Linked DNA regions of Homo sapiens: region 1 is linked to region 2. A link is a loop called in an ENCODE intact Hi-C map of the cell type or tissue named here. Cell type or tissue: B cell. All regions are shown on one strand. Links, peaks and the distances in the headings refer to the core of each region. The heading gives the core; the rest is flanking DNA.

The links. A loop is a pair of places that touch in the nucleus more often than their neighbours do. Peaks named below come from ENCODE experiments on the same cell type or tissue, not always from the same donor. Only the 100,000 strongest peaks of a DNase experiment are listed, where the experiment ranks them.
Region 1: a loop joins it to region 2, with 2.1 times the contacts of the local background. A loop is called at or near these places in 2 of 110 quality-filtered maps.

The regions. Positions count from the first base shown.
Region 1 is chr11:60,566,657-60,575,000 of GRCh38, forward strand. No RefSeq gene overlaps it. Among named protein-coding and RNA genes, the nearest start is that of LINC00301, 45 kb to the right of the region's middle. In B cell, for the core only: no CTCF peak of the experiment used is centred there; a DNase peak (open chromatin) is centred at 4,475.
Region 2 is chr11:60,525,125-60,533,468 of GRCh38, forward strand. It overlaps MS4A13 (membrane spanning 4-domains A13), which reads left to right. Exons shown (of 7, transcript NM_001012417.3): 5 at 83-202; 6 at 4,241-4,336. Among named protein-coding and RNA genes, the nearest start is that of MS4A13, 14 kb to the left of the region's middle. RefSeq lists a silencer at 3,941-4,090. In B cell, for the core only: no CTCF peak of the experiment used is centred there; a DNase peak (open chromatin) is centred at 4,017.

The sequences.
Region 1 (8,344 bases), core at 85-8,084, 42 kb after region 2:
CCAATGGAGCAAGGAGTAATTCTGACTTTCAAGTCTTATTATTTAAGAAATACTTTTTTAGGACTATAGCTGCAATAGATGGTGATTCTTCTAATGGGCCTGGGCAAAGTGAATCCGGGAAAACCTTCTGGAAAGAATTCACCCTTCTAGATGCCATTAAGAACATTTTTGATTCATGGAAAGAGGTCAAAATATCAACATTAAGAAGAATTTAGAAGAAATGAAGACCAAGCCTCATGGATGAGTTTGAGAGGTTTAAGACTTCAGTAGAGGAAGTAACTGCAGATGCGGTGGAGATAGCAAGCAAACTAGAATCAGAAGTGGAGCCTGAATGTGACAGAATTGCTGCAATCTCATAAAACTTGATTGCATAAGGAGTTGCTTCTTTTTTTTTTTTTTTTTTTTTTTTTTGAGGTGGAGTCTTGTTTTGTCACCCAGTCTGGAGTGCAGTGGCGCGATCTCAGTTCACTGCAACCTCCGTCTCCTGGGTTCAAGCGATTCTCCTGCCTCAGCCTCCTGAGTAGCTGGGACTACAGGTGCCCACCACCACACCAGGCTAATTTTTTTTATTTTTAGTAGAGATGGGATTTCACCGTGTTAGCCGGGCTGGTCTTGATCTCCTGACCTCATGATCCGCCCACCTCGGCTTCTCAAAGTGCTGGGATTACAGGAGGAGTTGCTTCTTATGAATGAGCAAAGAAAGTGGTTTTCTGAGATGAAATCTACTCCTGCTGCAGATGCTATGAGCACTGTTGAAATGACAACAAAGGATTTAGAATACTACACATACTTAGTTGATAAAGCGGTGGCAGAGCTGAAGAGGATTGACTTCAATTTTGAAACAAGTTCTGTGAGTAAAATACTATCAAACAGCATCACATGCTACAGAGAAGTCTTTCAAGAAAGGAAGAGTCAATCATCATGACAAACTTCCTTGTCTTATTTTAGGAAATCACTACAGCCATCCCAACCTTTAGCAACCACCACCCTGAGAAGTCAGCAGCCATTAACATCAAGGCAAGACCCTCTACCAACAAAAGATTATGACTCACTGAAGTCTCAGATGATCACTGGCATTTTTAACAATAAAGTATTTTAATTAAGATATGTCCAGTTTTAAATACAATACTGTTGTACACTTAATAGACTACAGTCTAATAGTCTAATAACTTTTTTTCAGATGGAGTCTCACTTTGTCACCGAGGCTGGAGTGCAGTGGCACAATCTTGGCTCACTGCAACCTCCGCCTCTTGGGTTTAAGCGATTCTCCTGCCTCAGCCTCCCTAGTAGCTGGGACTACAGGTGCACACTTCCACACCCAGCTAATTTTTTTCTATTTTTAGTAGAGACGGGTTTCACCATATTGGCCAGGCTGGTCTCGAACTCTTGACATCAGGTGATCTGCCCACCTCAGCCTCCCAAAGTGCTGGGGTTACAGGTATGAGCCATTGCATCCAGCCCTAATAACTTTTATATGCATGGAAAAACCAAAAAATTACTGTGATTCACTTTATTGCAATATTTGCTTTATTGTGGTGATCTAGAACTAAACCCACAATATCTCCAAGGTGTGTCTGTATTTATGTATATATAATATTAAAATAATTCAAAGATCTAATATAGGGGCAAGTCATATTACAAATTAGACGGCTCAAATTTTAAAGATATCAATCCTTCCTGTGGCAAATTAGAAGTGATCATAAACTCTTTGACACTCCTTGACCACAGAAAAAGTCAAGTCTAGGTCCCTTTCTCTTGAATCTAAGTGGACTTTGAACATTTTGACTCACAGAATATAGGAGAAATGATACTGTGACTTTCTAGGCCCACGCTTCAAAAGGACACAGCTTCCATTCTCTATACCTTAGAGCACTCTCTCTGGGACCCCTGAGCTGCTATACAGGAAGTCCAGCTACATTGACACTGCCCTGCTGTAGAAGCCACCTGCAGTGGCTTTTATCAGAGTCTCAGTTCAGCCAGCCTTACTTGCCAGTATATCAGGCATGAGTGAGGTCCTCTCAGACCCTTCAGACCAACCTATCCATCAACTGAATATCACCAAAATTAACAAGCTGAGAGAATACATGGACACATAGAGGGAAATGACAGACACTGGGGCCTATCCAAGGGTGAAGGGCGGGAGTAGAGAGAGGACCAGGAAAAATAACTAATGAGTATCAGGTTTAATACCTGCATGATGAAATAATCTGTTCAACAAACCCCCATGACACAAGTTTACCTATATAACAAACCTGCACAGGTACTCCTGAACTTAAAATAAGAGTTTAGACACAAAACTCATTCTAAATGTATGTGGAAATTAAATGAGACAAGAATGTCCAAGTTTATGTTGAAGAAGAATAAAGTTGGAGAACTCATGCTACCAAATATCAAGACTTATTCTAAAGCTACTAGTTTCTTGAGACACTCTGTTTCTGGGGGAGCCATGAGGGGCCATATTACAAGTATAACTACACTGAGACTGCAGAACTGGAGAAGCCACCTATAGAGCCTATTGTCAGAGTCCTAGCAATTGAGAGATTTAATAACTGTCCCAGTTATTAAGACAGTGCATGTGTAAAATATGCCAACAAAACAGAATAGAGTTCAAAAACAGATGTACACATTTTTAGACAATTTATAACAAGAACAGTTCAGAGCTGTATAAAGTATAGTTTTCAATAAATTGTCTTACAATGGGATAAAATGTACTTATAACTTTCAATAAATTCATAAAAATGAATGAGTTCCAGGCAGATTATAGATCTAATTGTTAAAGATAATACAATCAACAAAATATTAGCAAGTGAAACCCAACAGCATATTATTTACAAAGAAACAGAATTATTTAAAATGACCAAGTTAGATTTATCCTAGAAATGCAAGGGTGGTTCAATATAAGAAAATCAATCAGTGTAATATATCAAATTAATAAAACAAAGGGGAATAAAATGATATGATTATCTCAATTGTTGCAGGAAAAGCATATAACAAAATTCAACACCTTGCATGATAAAAACTCAGAAAACTAGGAATAGAGGAAAAATTTCTGAACACTATAAAGGATATTTATGAATGAATACAGATAATATGATTATCTATGGTAAAAGACTGAAAGACTTCTCTCTAAGATCAGGAACAAGACAAGGATGCCCTCTTCCACCTCTGCTATTTGACATTGTACTGGAAGATCTAGCTAGAGCAGTTAGACAAAAAAAAAAAAAAAAGAAACAAAAGGCATCTAAATTGAAAAGAAAGTGGCAAAGCTCTCTCTGTCAGTAGATAACATTATCTTCTACATAGAAAATAAAAAAGAATCCATATAACAGCTAGTAAAAGCATTTATCAAAGTAGCAAGGTATAAGATCAACACGCAAAAATTAGTTATGTTTTTATATACCAGTAATGAACAATCCAAAAAGGAAATCAAGAAAGCAATACCATTTACAATAGCATATAAAAAACTAAATACTTAGGAATAAAACAAACCAAGGAGGTGAAAGACTTGTATGCTAAAAACTAGAAAATATTGCTGAAAGTAATTAAAGGAGATCTAAATAAATGTAAAGACATATGTGTTCATGGATAGAAAGTCTTAACATTGCTAAGACATTAATACTGTTACCCAAAGCAATATATAGATTCGATGCAATTTCTATCAAAATCCCAACAGCCTTTTTGCAAGAATGGAAAATAAGTTCTTCAAATTCATTTGGAATTACAGGCCAAAATGATCTTGGGAAAGAACAATAATGTTGGAGGACTCACACTTCCTGACTCCAAAAACTGTAGCAAAGCTACAGTTATTAAAAGTATGGTAATGGCATGAAGACAAACATACAGACATATTGAAAAAAATTGAGAGCCCAGAAATAAAGTCTTGCATATATGGTCAATAGATTTTTGTCAAGAATGTCAGGACCACTGAATGGGGAAGGGACAGTATTCTCAACAAATGCTGTGGGAAAATTGGATATCTATATGCAAAAGAATCAAGTTGGACCCTTTATACCATATACAAAAATTAACTGAAGAGAAACTTAACATCTAAACTTAAACAAAAGACAAAACTATAAAATGCTTAGAAGGAAAGAGTGCGGAAAATATTTACAAGACTGGATTTGGCAATAATTTCATAGATATGACACCAAAGGCACAAAGCAGCAAAAGCAAAAAGAGATAAATTCGACTTAATCAAAATTAAGAACTTCTGTGCATCAAAAAACACTCAAAAGAGTGAAAAGACAATCTACAGAGTGGGAAAATAGTTGCAAATCATATATCTGACAAGGAATTAATATCCAGAATATATAAAGAACTCCTATAACTTAATAATAACAAAAAATTTTCAAAGTGGGCAAAGAACTTGAATAGACATTTCTCTAAAGAACATAGACAATGACTAATAACCACATGAAAAGATGTTCAGCATCACTAACCATTAGGGAACTGAAAAATCAAAACCACAATGAGATACCACTTCATACCCATTGGGACAGCCATCACTAAAAAAGGAAAGGAGGGAGGGAGGAAGGAAAGAAAGAAAAAAGGAAGGAAGGAAGGAAGGAAACAAGTGTTGGTGAGGATGTGGAGAAATTGGAACCTTGCGTCTGCTGGTGGGAATGTGAAATGTTAGAGCCTCTGTGGAAAACAGTGTGGTGGTTCCTAAAAAAGTTACACATAACATTACCATATCTTCCAGCAATTCCACTTCTAGGTATATACCTCCAAAGAACCAAAAGCAAGGACTCAAACAGATATTGGTACACTAAGTCAATGTCAACATTATTCATGATAGCCAAAAAATGGAAACAATCCAAATGGCCATCATCAGATGAATGAATAAACAAAATGTGTTATATATGTATGCAATAAAATATTATTGTCTTACAAATGAATGAAATTCTAATGCGTTCAACACCTTGAAAGCAAACCTTGAAAATGTTATGCTTAGTTAAATAAGCCAGGCACAGAAAGACAAATGTTGTATAATTCCACTTACATGAGGTATCTAGAATAGGCAAATTCATACAGCCAGAAAGCAAAATAGAGGTTACAAGGAGACGGAAGAAGAGGAGAAGGGAAGATACTGCTTAATGGGGAGTATTTCATCTTGTTGGGATGATGAAAAAGTTTTGGTTATAGATAGTGATGATTGGTACACAGCATTGTGAATGTATTTAATACCACTGAATTGTATACATACAAATGGTTTAAATGATAAATAATATGCTAAGTATATCTTACCACAATTGAAAAGGATAATACAATAGGCTTCTAGATTTTAGCATAGGTGATTATCATCATCATCTTGGAGCAGCTAAAGATTTCCTAAAATAGATACAGAGAGCACTGATCATGGGGGATAATATTGATAAAATGGTATACATTAAAATCAGGAACATCTATTAAAGGACACTATTTAGAAAGTGAAAAGGCAAGCCACAGACTAGGAGAAGGTATTTCAAAGTATACAGTATCCTAAAAGGTTTACTTTCAAGTTTTGGTAACTTCAAAAGTACAAACTCAAACAAATCATTTTATCATTTAATTACTTAAATTTATTTTACATGTATTTAGTTTTATGAATTTTTAGTAATACAATTTAATGTCCATTTTTCATTTCAGTCACTCTGAAGATGGAAATTTTTTTCTATAGAGTCAATTTGCTGAACATGAAAAAACCAGTGCCACATAGCACAGGGAGGTCTCCAAGAGCCCCTGTGTCTTTCTATTGAGCCCCAAAGCCCCATCCAGATCTCTTCATCCTTCTTGATGAGTTTTCCTATAGTACCTTTTCTTTCTTTTTTTTTTTTTATTATTATACTTTAAGTTTTAGGGTACATGTGCACAACGTGCAGGTTAGTTACATATGTATACATGTGACATGTTGGTGTGCTGCACCCATTAACTCGTCATTTAACATAAGGTATATCTCCTAATGCTATCCCTCCCCCATCCCCCACCCCACAACAGGCCCCAGTGTGTGATGTTCCCCTTCCTGTGTCCATGTGTTCTCATTGTTCAATTCCCACCTATGAGTGAGAACATGTGGTGTTTGGTATTTTTGTCCTTGCCATAGTTTGCTAAGAATGATGGTTTCCAGCTTCATCCATGTCCCTACAAAGGACATGAACTCATCATTTTTTATGGCTGCATAGTATTCCATGGTGTATATGTGCCACATTTTCTTAATCCAGTCTATCATTATTGGACATTTGGCTTGGTTCCAAGTCTTTGCTATTGTGAATAGTGCCACAATAAACATATGTGTGCATGTGTCTTTATAGCAGCATGATTTATAATCCTTTGGGTATATACCCAGTAAAAAAAGAGCCTGCATTGCCAAGTCAATCCTAAGCCAAAAGAACAAAGCTGGAGGTATCATGCTACCTGACTTCAAACTATACTACAAGGCTACAGTCACCAAAACAGCATGGTACTGGTACCAAAACAGAGATATAGACCAATGGAACAGAGCAGAGCCCTCAGAAATAATGCTGCATATCTACAACCATCTGATCTTTGACAAACCTGACAAAAACAAGAAATGGGGAAAGGATTCCCTATTATTAAGACAAGAAAATTGTCAAATAAATACTCCAAACTCTCACCTAAAAAAAACTAGAAAAGGAAGAGCAAAATAAACCCAAATAAATCAGGAGAAAATAATAAAGATAAGTCAATAAAATTAAAATTTAAAAAGTAGAGAAAATCAGTACAACAAATAGTTGATTCTTTTAAAAGATCATCAAAATCAACAAACATCTAGCAAAACTGATCAAGAAAAAGAAAGAGAAGACAAAAATTATCAAACTCAGAAATAAAATAGAGTATATTACTACAGATAATTTATATCTCAAAATAATATTAAGAGACTACTATCAGTAACTCTATAGACACAAATTTGACAACTTTGATAAAATGAACAAATTTTCCCAAAAAGCACAAACTACAACTCAATATGAAATAGATCATTTTAATGGCCCTATAATTGTTAGAAAAATAAAATTTGTAATTTTAAAACTCCTGAAAAAGACATCTCCAGGCCTGATTTCACCAAAGAATTCTACCAGATGTTCTTAGAATATTCAACACCAGTTTTTCTCAATATTTTTCAAAAAAACAGAAGAGAATGAAACATTTCCCAACTTATTTGAAGAAGCCAATATTATTCTGATACCAAAATCAAATAAGACAAAGATAGTACAAAAGAAGAAAACTATAGATCCATATCCTTCAGAATATAGACAAAAACATCATTTATGAAGTATTAGGAAATATAATTCAGCAATACTTAAAAATAATTTTCCACCATGACTAAGTGAAACTTATTCCAGATATACACAGCTGGTTTAGTACTCAAGAAGCAATCAATGTAACCCATCATATTAATAGGCTAAAGAAGGAAAATCACATGATCATGTCAGTTGATGCAAAATAAACCACATTTGACAAAATTTAACACCCATTCATGATATTTTAGAAAGCTCTTAGAATAATAGAAATGTAGGAGAACTTCCACAACCTGATAAAGAACACCTACAAAAAAACTTACAGCTAACATTATATTTCATCTTTAAAAATTGAATTATTTTCCCCTAAGATTGGTAACAGTGCAAAGATACCATCTCTCACCATGCTTACTAGCACAGTACTAGAAGTCTTAGCACAGATCAATAAGATAAAAAAAGAAACATAAAAAGCATACAGATTGTAAAGGAGAAAATAAAAATATCCCTGTTTGCAGATGACATGATGATCTGTGTAGAAAATCCCATGCAATAAAAAAGAAAAGGACTCCTGGAACTAATAAGTGAGTTCAGCAAGGTCACAGGATACAAGATTAATGATCAACATACAAAATTAATTATATTTTTATATAATAGCAATGAACATATGGACAACAAAATTTAAAACAATATTATTTAAAATCACTCAAACAATTAAATACTTAGGTATAAATTTAGCAAAATATGTACAGGACTTATATTTTGAAAATTATCTAATACTAATAAAAGAATTCAGGAGGCTGAGGTGGGTGGATCACCTGAGGTCAGGAGTTCAAGACAAGCCTGACCAACCTGGTAAAACCCCATCTCTACTAAAAATACAAAAATTAGCCTGGCGTGGTGGCATGTGCCTGTAATCCCAGCTACTCAGGAGGCTGAGGCAGGAGGATTGCTTGAATCTGGGAGGCAAAGGTTGCAGTGAGCCAAGATCATGCCACTGAATTCCAGCCTGGTTGACAAGAGCAAAACTTCACCTCTGAAAAAAAAATAAATTAAATAAAATAAAACAATTCCAAGTAGGTTACATAAATGAAAAGCCATTTATATTTGTG
Region 2 (8,344 bases), core at 74-8,073:
ATGAGTTTTTTCAGCAATGCAAACTATTACACCAAAATGTTTATTCTGAATATAATAAATTTGCCCTCTGTCTCCTTTTCAGATTATAAGTACTTTAATCATAAACATCATCTGCATAATTACTACAATTACTGCAGTAACTCTAACAATAATAGAGTTGTCTCATTTTAATTCTGTGTCATACAGGAATTATGGACAAGCAGTAAGTGACCAATTCTATGGGAACATATTAATTTTAAAATTATTCTTTTTAATAATTTTGAAATCTTAGGAGGTAAGATGAGGCTTTTATTCGTCCTCATGAAATTCTTTGATTTAGTTGTGAGCTCTTGATTGAAAATTTTAAATCAAAAATAATTCTAGGCTGTGAGTTTTAGTAAATATTAAGAGAATGTTTGAATTCTTGACTTGCTGAATTAAAGTGAGTAAAAATTTGAAAGCTTCAGTGGCAAGTGTCTATGTATTAGGCACAGAGCCACTTAATGATTCTCTTAATACAAGAAAAGTATAATCCTGGACAATAAAACCATTTTGCAAATAAACAAAAGAATTCTGCTACTGACACATATGGTTCAAATTGTAGACACCTAGTAATTTCTGGCTTAACATAGAATTTTTCATACATAGCCTATCTTTGCATCTTACATAAATTTTGCTTTAAGGCCAAAAATGCTAAATATAAATAAACCTAACTTGTTTCCATTTAGTTGCCCAGTAAATGTGAAGATTTTTACTGATAACACAATAGTTTTATTTTAATTATATTGGCTTTAAATTCAGAATCATAAAATATTAGTGGGGCAAAAGACCTTAGCAAAGTTAATACAAAATCTCACATTTAAAGTGAGGACAAATTGGAGTGAAACACCTTGTCTGACCAACAGAACAAAACAAATAACAATTTCAGTAATGAGTAGAAGCGTCATTACAGGTGAAGGATAAACTTCCTCCTCCTCCCCTACACACTTTCACTCCATACCTGTGACATATTATTAAGGGGGACATCAGAGGAAAGAACCCAAACCTGGAGAACAAAACCCTGGAGGACAGTGATACAATAATAGAAAAATGCACTAATACCCCAAAATATATTATCTGTAACAAGTGATTATGTAAACAAACATGGACCAGATTTTCCCTATAAATTATAAGAAAATTGTCCAGTTGCCCTGAACATTCAATCTAGAAATCTTTAGTTCTAATTTTGAGGGCAGAGAATAGGAAAGGAGGACTTAAGTTATTAAGTGCATAATTGTTTCAAGTTATATGTCACCATTCTTATTCATAAACTTTTAATTATCAGTTTAATATGGCATAATTGCCAAGGATTGCCTTTTGCAGTCAGTGTGACAAACTATTGTAGTCTGTATTTATCTGATCTGAACTCAATGATAACGACCAGTTTTATAGTCTCTCAAAATCACAAGTTCAGCACAAGTTTGCTGTGATTAGTTACACAAAATGAGCTTGTATATTAGACTTATATCTCAAAGCCACCATCTTTTTCTAGTGTCATTACAGAATTATATACTTACACTTGCTAAGGCAGCCAACATTTTACAGGACTTTTACATGCCAACTTTTCTCACATAAGCAAGGGGCTTGGCTAAATCTACAAAGTCATCAAGTTTTCAGTGTTCCCAGGCAGGGTCAGAAAAGTGCATGCATCTGAAATATACTCCTCATATAGCAAAATGGTTAATAGTATAGATTCCAGGATCAGAGTGCACTTATTTAAATACTATCCTCAGTACTCACTGTGTGTAAACCCCTGGAAAAGTTTCTTAACTTAACTGTTTCCAAGTTTTCTTTTGTGAGAAATGAAGAAAATGCCTGCTAGTTAACTGCTCTGTTCTTTCTTCCAAACTCCCGGCCTGTTGTTTTAAAAGCTAGTTTGACTTTTCTACTTGGCTATGTTTCTATCACTATTATATCAAACTCAACAGATATAAAATGGAAATTACTTACCTCCTCAGAAGTACTATACTGCAAGACTCCCTCGTTTCAATCTCCCACATACAAAACCTTGACATAATACCTCATCTCTTTCTACTGTCTTTATAATTACCAAATATTGCTTATTCTTCATTTAAGTATTTATTAATTAGGGTTATCTTGGTTTTAAGTAATAGGAAATACAACCCAAGTTGACTTAAGGCAAAAAGGGTCACTTACTTTACTTAAGCTGGGTCCAGAAGCTTACAGTTTACATCATCTGCCAGGAACTCATTCATTCCGTCTCTCTCTCTCTCTCTCTCTCTCTCTCTCTCTCTCTCTCTCTCTCTCTGTGTGTGTGTGTGTGTGTGTGTGTGTGTGTGTGTTTCCGTTTCCTCAGTTTTCATATTTGAGCTGCTCTGGCCAACCTTTTGCCGCTTTCAGTCAGGGAGGGAGTTTTAGAATAGCACTCTCATATAAATTAAAGAATATGGGGCCAGGCACGGTGGCTCACGCCTGTAATCCCAGCACTTTGGAAGGCCAAGGCAGGCGGATCACTTGAGATCAGATGTTCGAGACCAGCCTGGCCAACAAGGTGAAACCCTGTCTCCACTAAAAATACAAAAGTTAGCTGGGCATGGCGGTGGGCACCTGTAATCCCAGCTACTCCGGAGGCTAAGGCACGAGAATCGCTTGAACCCAGGAGGCAGAGGTTGCAGTGAGCCGAGATTGCGCCACTGCACTCCAGCCTGGGTGATAGAGCGAGACTCAGTCTCAAAATAAATTAAATTAAAAAATTAAAAAAAATAAGGAATATGGGTAAAATGACTTTTCACAGTCTTGTCAGCTAAGAGGTCCCAAGTACTTTCTAGCTAAAATGTTATGATTATGATTGTGCATTTCTGCCAACAAAAGTAAATCAAAATTATTTACCTTGGTATTTCAAACTTTCTACATCTTTTCCTTATCCTCCTGTTTATATCATATATGAATGAACACTGTAATTCAGTTAAAACCTGTTTTTCATTTTCTCAAAATGTTATATTGCTTACACTCAGTTTTGTTCTCACATTAAAAACCATAGGTTGTTCAAATATGTATTTTAGCTTTACTCTACTGGTTGTATTTTATGTCTCAATTTTTAAATTATTTTGTCACACTTTTAATTTATGCTATTAAACTCTTTCTGAAACAAGATAGGTTACAAGGAAACAAGCAAATAAAAATTTAAAGTTGCCTAGAATGCTGTTTCCTTCCTTCGTTTTTCTCAGTCCTACCCTTATTTCAAAGGTCCTACCACTTTATGAAGCCTTCCCAGAGAGTAATAGCTTGGAGTGAACCTCCTGTCCCTCCTGTCCCCTATAATGATTGAGCAAGTTTTTATCCATTTTTTATGGTACCTTATATTATCTTTCTGTCTCTTCTACTTCATTATAAACTCTAAGAAATCAGGAAGTTATGTGTCATTGCATTCCTATCATCTAATTCCTACTACCAGATAGTTTCTTGAATATAAAAGATATTAAATAAACCAAACAAAGAAGGAGGAGGAAGAGTTAGAGAAGGAATTGAAAGGGAGAGAATTATGATGTCATTCTTTCTAGTTCTGAGTATCATTCTTGTCTTTCCACAGCCAGCACAAAACCCACATTTTCAGGATGAGTACCAATATTATTCACATAACTAACCAATCGGATTTGTAGTTGAAAATATCTTTCTGATAGCAACAGAAGGGAATCTGTTTTATTTATCCCAGCAGTCACAATCACCTTATGCTTCCAAGTTAAATGTTCTTTGAACTCTTTTTGAATGTATTAATCATTTTAAATGATATTAGAGCAATATATATGTGAGAGTTTTATCACCATGTATGTAAATTTAAGAAGGGTTGTGATTAATAATAGCTGTTTTAATAGAAAAGGATTGCTTGATAAATCTGTTGGTGGCCATCTTATCATTAGAGACAGGAAAGTCAAATCTTACTAACTGGAGAGTTTAGATAGTGAGCTGTGCCAGCGACTCTGTAAAAGCTGTCAGAAGTGAGACAAGAATGCTAAGCAATGGAGATCAAATGCAGAAGCCACAGATGCTGAATTGAGGAACTGAAAGCTAGGGAAAGTGTAGCAGAGGGCAAAGGAGTAGAAATGTCTAAGGAAATCAAATGGTGAAAGGTTTATCTGTTCTTATTTTCCTTCCTTTTTTTTTTTTTTTTTTTTGACTCTCATACCAGTAGCTCCTTCCATGATCATGTTTGCACTCACTAAAGATAATAGCATTAAGATTTCTCCCTGTTTTTTGGTTATAGAAACTTGGGAGGGAAGTATCACGTATTTTACTGTTCTTCTACGGTTTGGAATTTTCTATTGCACTTACACACTCAATATACAGCTGTTCCAATTTGGTAAGTGTTTACCCACTCTCTGGCAAATCAAAAGATGTTGATTTCTAGTAACTACACTCTATGAGAAGATGAAGTGCACTGATACAAAATATTTAGAACTAATATAAATGGAATGTGTGATATTGCCTTTATTTTTTATTTTTGTTATTTTATAAATAGCATAAAATTATAACAGTAATACATGAAACTACATTTAAAAGCAAAAAGCATATAGAGTAAAAAGTGATTTTTCTTTAATATAGTTCTCATCGTATCCACACATCCAATTCTATACAAAAAAAGACGAATACACACACATTCTCTTTACTAATTGTATGTATTATATTCACATTATTTTGTCACATTCATTTTTTGCAATGATTAGAAATATCTTTCCATTACAAAACATATCTAAATAATGCCTTTTATTGCCTTCATTGTTTTTCTTAGTATTTAGCATTCCCTAATTACTGCATATGTAGCTTGGTTTCCAGTTTTTTCTAAATTATAAACAATGATGCAGTGAACATTTGAGTATAAATATTTTTGCATACAGGACCACTAATTCTTTAGGTGTTTGATTCCTAGAAATGTCATTGCAGGATCAAGTGTAACAACATCCCAAAATGCTATAACAACTCACAAAAGTTTATGAGAATGATTATTTTCTCACAAGCTTAAAAGACTACATATCTAACATTCATTCATTCTTTCTCAAATATTTACGGAGAGCATGCTATTTGCTAGGCATTGTCATAGGCACTAAGGATGCAATGATTAACAAAACAATGGCCTCTCCATTAGGGAGTTTGCATTCCACTGGGGGAGAAAGGCAATAAACAAACACATAAAATTATAAAATGTCAAGAACTGAAAAATGTTATGAAGTAAAATAAAGCAAACTAAGGAGATAAGGCAAGATTATTTTATGTAGGATGGTCAAGGAAGACTACTATGATCAACAACTGATTGAAATACAGAAACAACTATAAGACTACATGGTAAAAGGATTTCTGAAGAGAGGGAATGAGTTGCATTTCCAGAATGGCTGATTGAGGACATGGTAACTCTCCCTAAAAATGAAATTATAAAACTGAACAAAATTGTCAATGAACAACCTTCTAAAGATTCAGGAAGTTGACCAAGCATACAAGAACTTGAGAAGTGTTTATTTAAGAAAATCTACTGGACCTCAGTAAGAACAGTGCATGTCTGTGGCATGTTAGCTTGGGACTGTTCCCACTCTTCCCACCTGATATGGTTAGGCTTTGTGTCCCCACCCAAATCTCATCTTGAATTGTAATCCCCAGGTTTTGAGGGAGGAACCTGATGGGAGGAAACTGGATCATGGGGGCAGTTTTCCCCATGCTATTCTCATGATAGTGAGTGAGTTCTCATGAGATCTGATAGTTTTATAAGTGTTTAGCAAGTTCCTCATTCACTCAGTCTTCTTTCTCCTGCTGCCATGTGAAAAAGGTCCTTGCTTCCCCTTTGCCTTACGCCATCATTGTAAGTTTCCTGAGGTCTCCCAAGCCATGTGGAACTGTAAGTCAATTAAACCTCTTTCCTTTATAAATTACCCAGTCTTGACAAGTTTGTTATAGCAGTGTGAAAACAGACTAATATACTACCCCACCCTCAGATTCCGTTACGCAGAAGTTTACCTTGGTGGGTCAGACTGTGAGGCCCAGCAGCCTCATTGCTTGAGATGACTAGTTTTATTTGGAACAGAGCTCAGAAAGTTCCAAGACCAAAAGCGTTATTAAAACAACAGTAATCCCAGTGACAAACAAGCAGATAAGGCCAAGGTCACTCCTAGCCTGACTAAGATCACAATACTTGTTGGGGCAAAAAATTTACTAGCAACCAACCAGAAACTCAACAGAGAAATTTGAAGAACAGGACAGCCACAGTGGACCTTGATAACTTCCTACTTTTCCCCTGTAGTCTGGAAGAATATAAATATGTGCAAAGCTATACACATACTAAGGAGACAGGAGAAGGTCCTAGTGAGCCCTTGGTTGAACAAGAGGCCTTGCAAAAATAAAGTAAAAGCTGGGGCAACCTCAACTTTGAATATATTGCTCAAGCTACACTGATTCATTGGGAAAGGGTAGAAGTCTTACTGGCTCAAGGTGTCTAATACTTTCCTAGAGCTTCTATAACAAAGCACCACAGACTGTAGCTTAAACAACAAACTTATTTTCTTACAATTCCAGAGGCTAGAAGTTCAAGATCAAGGTGTTGGCAGGGTTAGTTTCTTCTGAGGCATCTCTCTTTGGCTTTCACTTGGCTGTCTTCTCCCTGTGTTTTCACATGGTCTTCTCTTTATTTGTCTGTGTCCTAGTCTCTTCTAAGCTCACCAGTCATATTAGATTAGGGCTCATTCTAATTACCTTATTATAACTTCATTGCCAGTTAAAAGACCCTATTTCCAAATACAGTCACATTCCAAGGTACTGGGAGTTAGGACTTCCAGTATTCCAAGATACTAACCACTGGTATTGCTAACCACCACTCCTGGGAAATGAGGCAATCAGAATCTAAAATTGCTACCATATATTATCTAAAATGTCCAGTTTTCAACAACAAAAAGTATGCAAATAATAATAGTTACCCATAGGGTTCAAAACAACACTTAATAGACATAGCGTCTTTGAGCAAGGGAAGAATAAATGTTGGACTTAACAAAGAAAGGCTTCAAAAATTAGTAAAGTAGGTTGGAGGAGCCAAGATGGCCGAATAGGAACAGCTCCGGTCTACAGCTCCCAGCATGAGCGACGCAGAAGACGGGTGATTTCTGCATTTCCATCTGAGGTACCAGGTTCATCTCACTAGGGAGTGCCAGACAGTGGGCGCAGGCCAGTGTGTGCACGCACCGTGCGCGAGCCGAAGCAGGGCGAGGCATTGCCTCACCTGGGAAGCTCAAGGGGTCAGGGAGTTCCCTTTCCGAGTCAAAGAAAGGGGTGACGGACGCACCTGGAAAATCGGGTCACTCCCACCCGAATATTGCGCTTTTCAGACCGGCTCAAAAAACGGCGCACCAGGAGACTATATCCCACACCTGGCTCAGAGGGTCCTACGCCCACGGAATCTCGCTGATTGCTAGCACAGCAGTCTCAGATCAAACTGCGAGGTGGCAGCGAGGTTGGGGGAGGGGCGCCCGCCATTGCGCAGGCTTGCTTAGGTAAACAAAGCAGCCTGGAAGCTCGAACTGGGTGGAGCCCACCACAGCTCAAGGAGGCCTGCCTGCCTCTGTAGGCTCCACCTCTGGGGGCAGGGCACAGACAAACAAAAAGACAGCAGTAACCTCTGCAGACTTAAGTGTCCCTGTCTGACAGCTTTGAAGAGAGCAGTGGTTCTCCCAGCACGCAGCTGGAGATCTGAGAACGGGCAGACTGCCTCCTCAAGTGGGTCCCTGACCCCTGACCCCCGAGCAGCCTAACTGGGAGGCACCCCCCAGCAGGGGCACACTGACACCTCACACGGCAGGGTATTCCAACAGACCTGCAGCTGAGGGTCCTGTCTGTTAGAAGGAAAACTAACAACCAGAAAGGACATCTACACCAAAAACCCATCTGTACATCACCATCATCAAAGACCAAAAGTAGATAAAACCACAAAGATGGGGAAAAAACAGAACAGAAAAACTGGAAACTCTAAAACGCAGAGCGCCTCTCCTCCTCCAAAGGAACACAGTTCCTCACCAGCAACGGAACAAAGCTGGATGGAGAATGATTTTGACGAGCTGAGAGAAGAAGGCTTCAGACGATCAAATTACTCTGAGCTACGGGAGGACATTCAAACCAAAGGCAAAAAAGTTGAAAACTTCGAAAAAAATTTAGAAGAATGTATAACTAGAATAACCAATACAGAGAAGTGCTTAAAGGAGCTGATGGAGCTGAAAACCAAGGCTCAAGAACTACGTGAAGAATGCAGAAGCCTCAGGAGCCGATGCAATCAACTGGAAGAAAGGGTATCAGCAATGGAAGATGAAATGAATGAAATGAAGCGAGAAGGGAAGTTTAG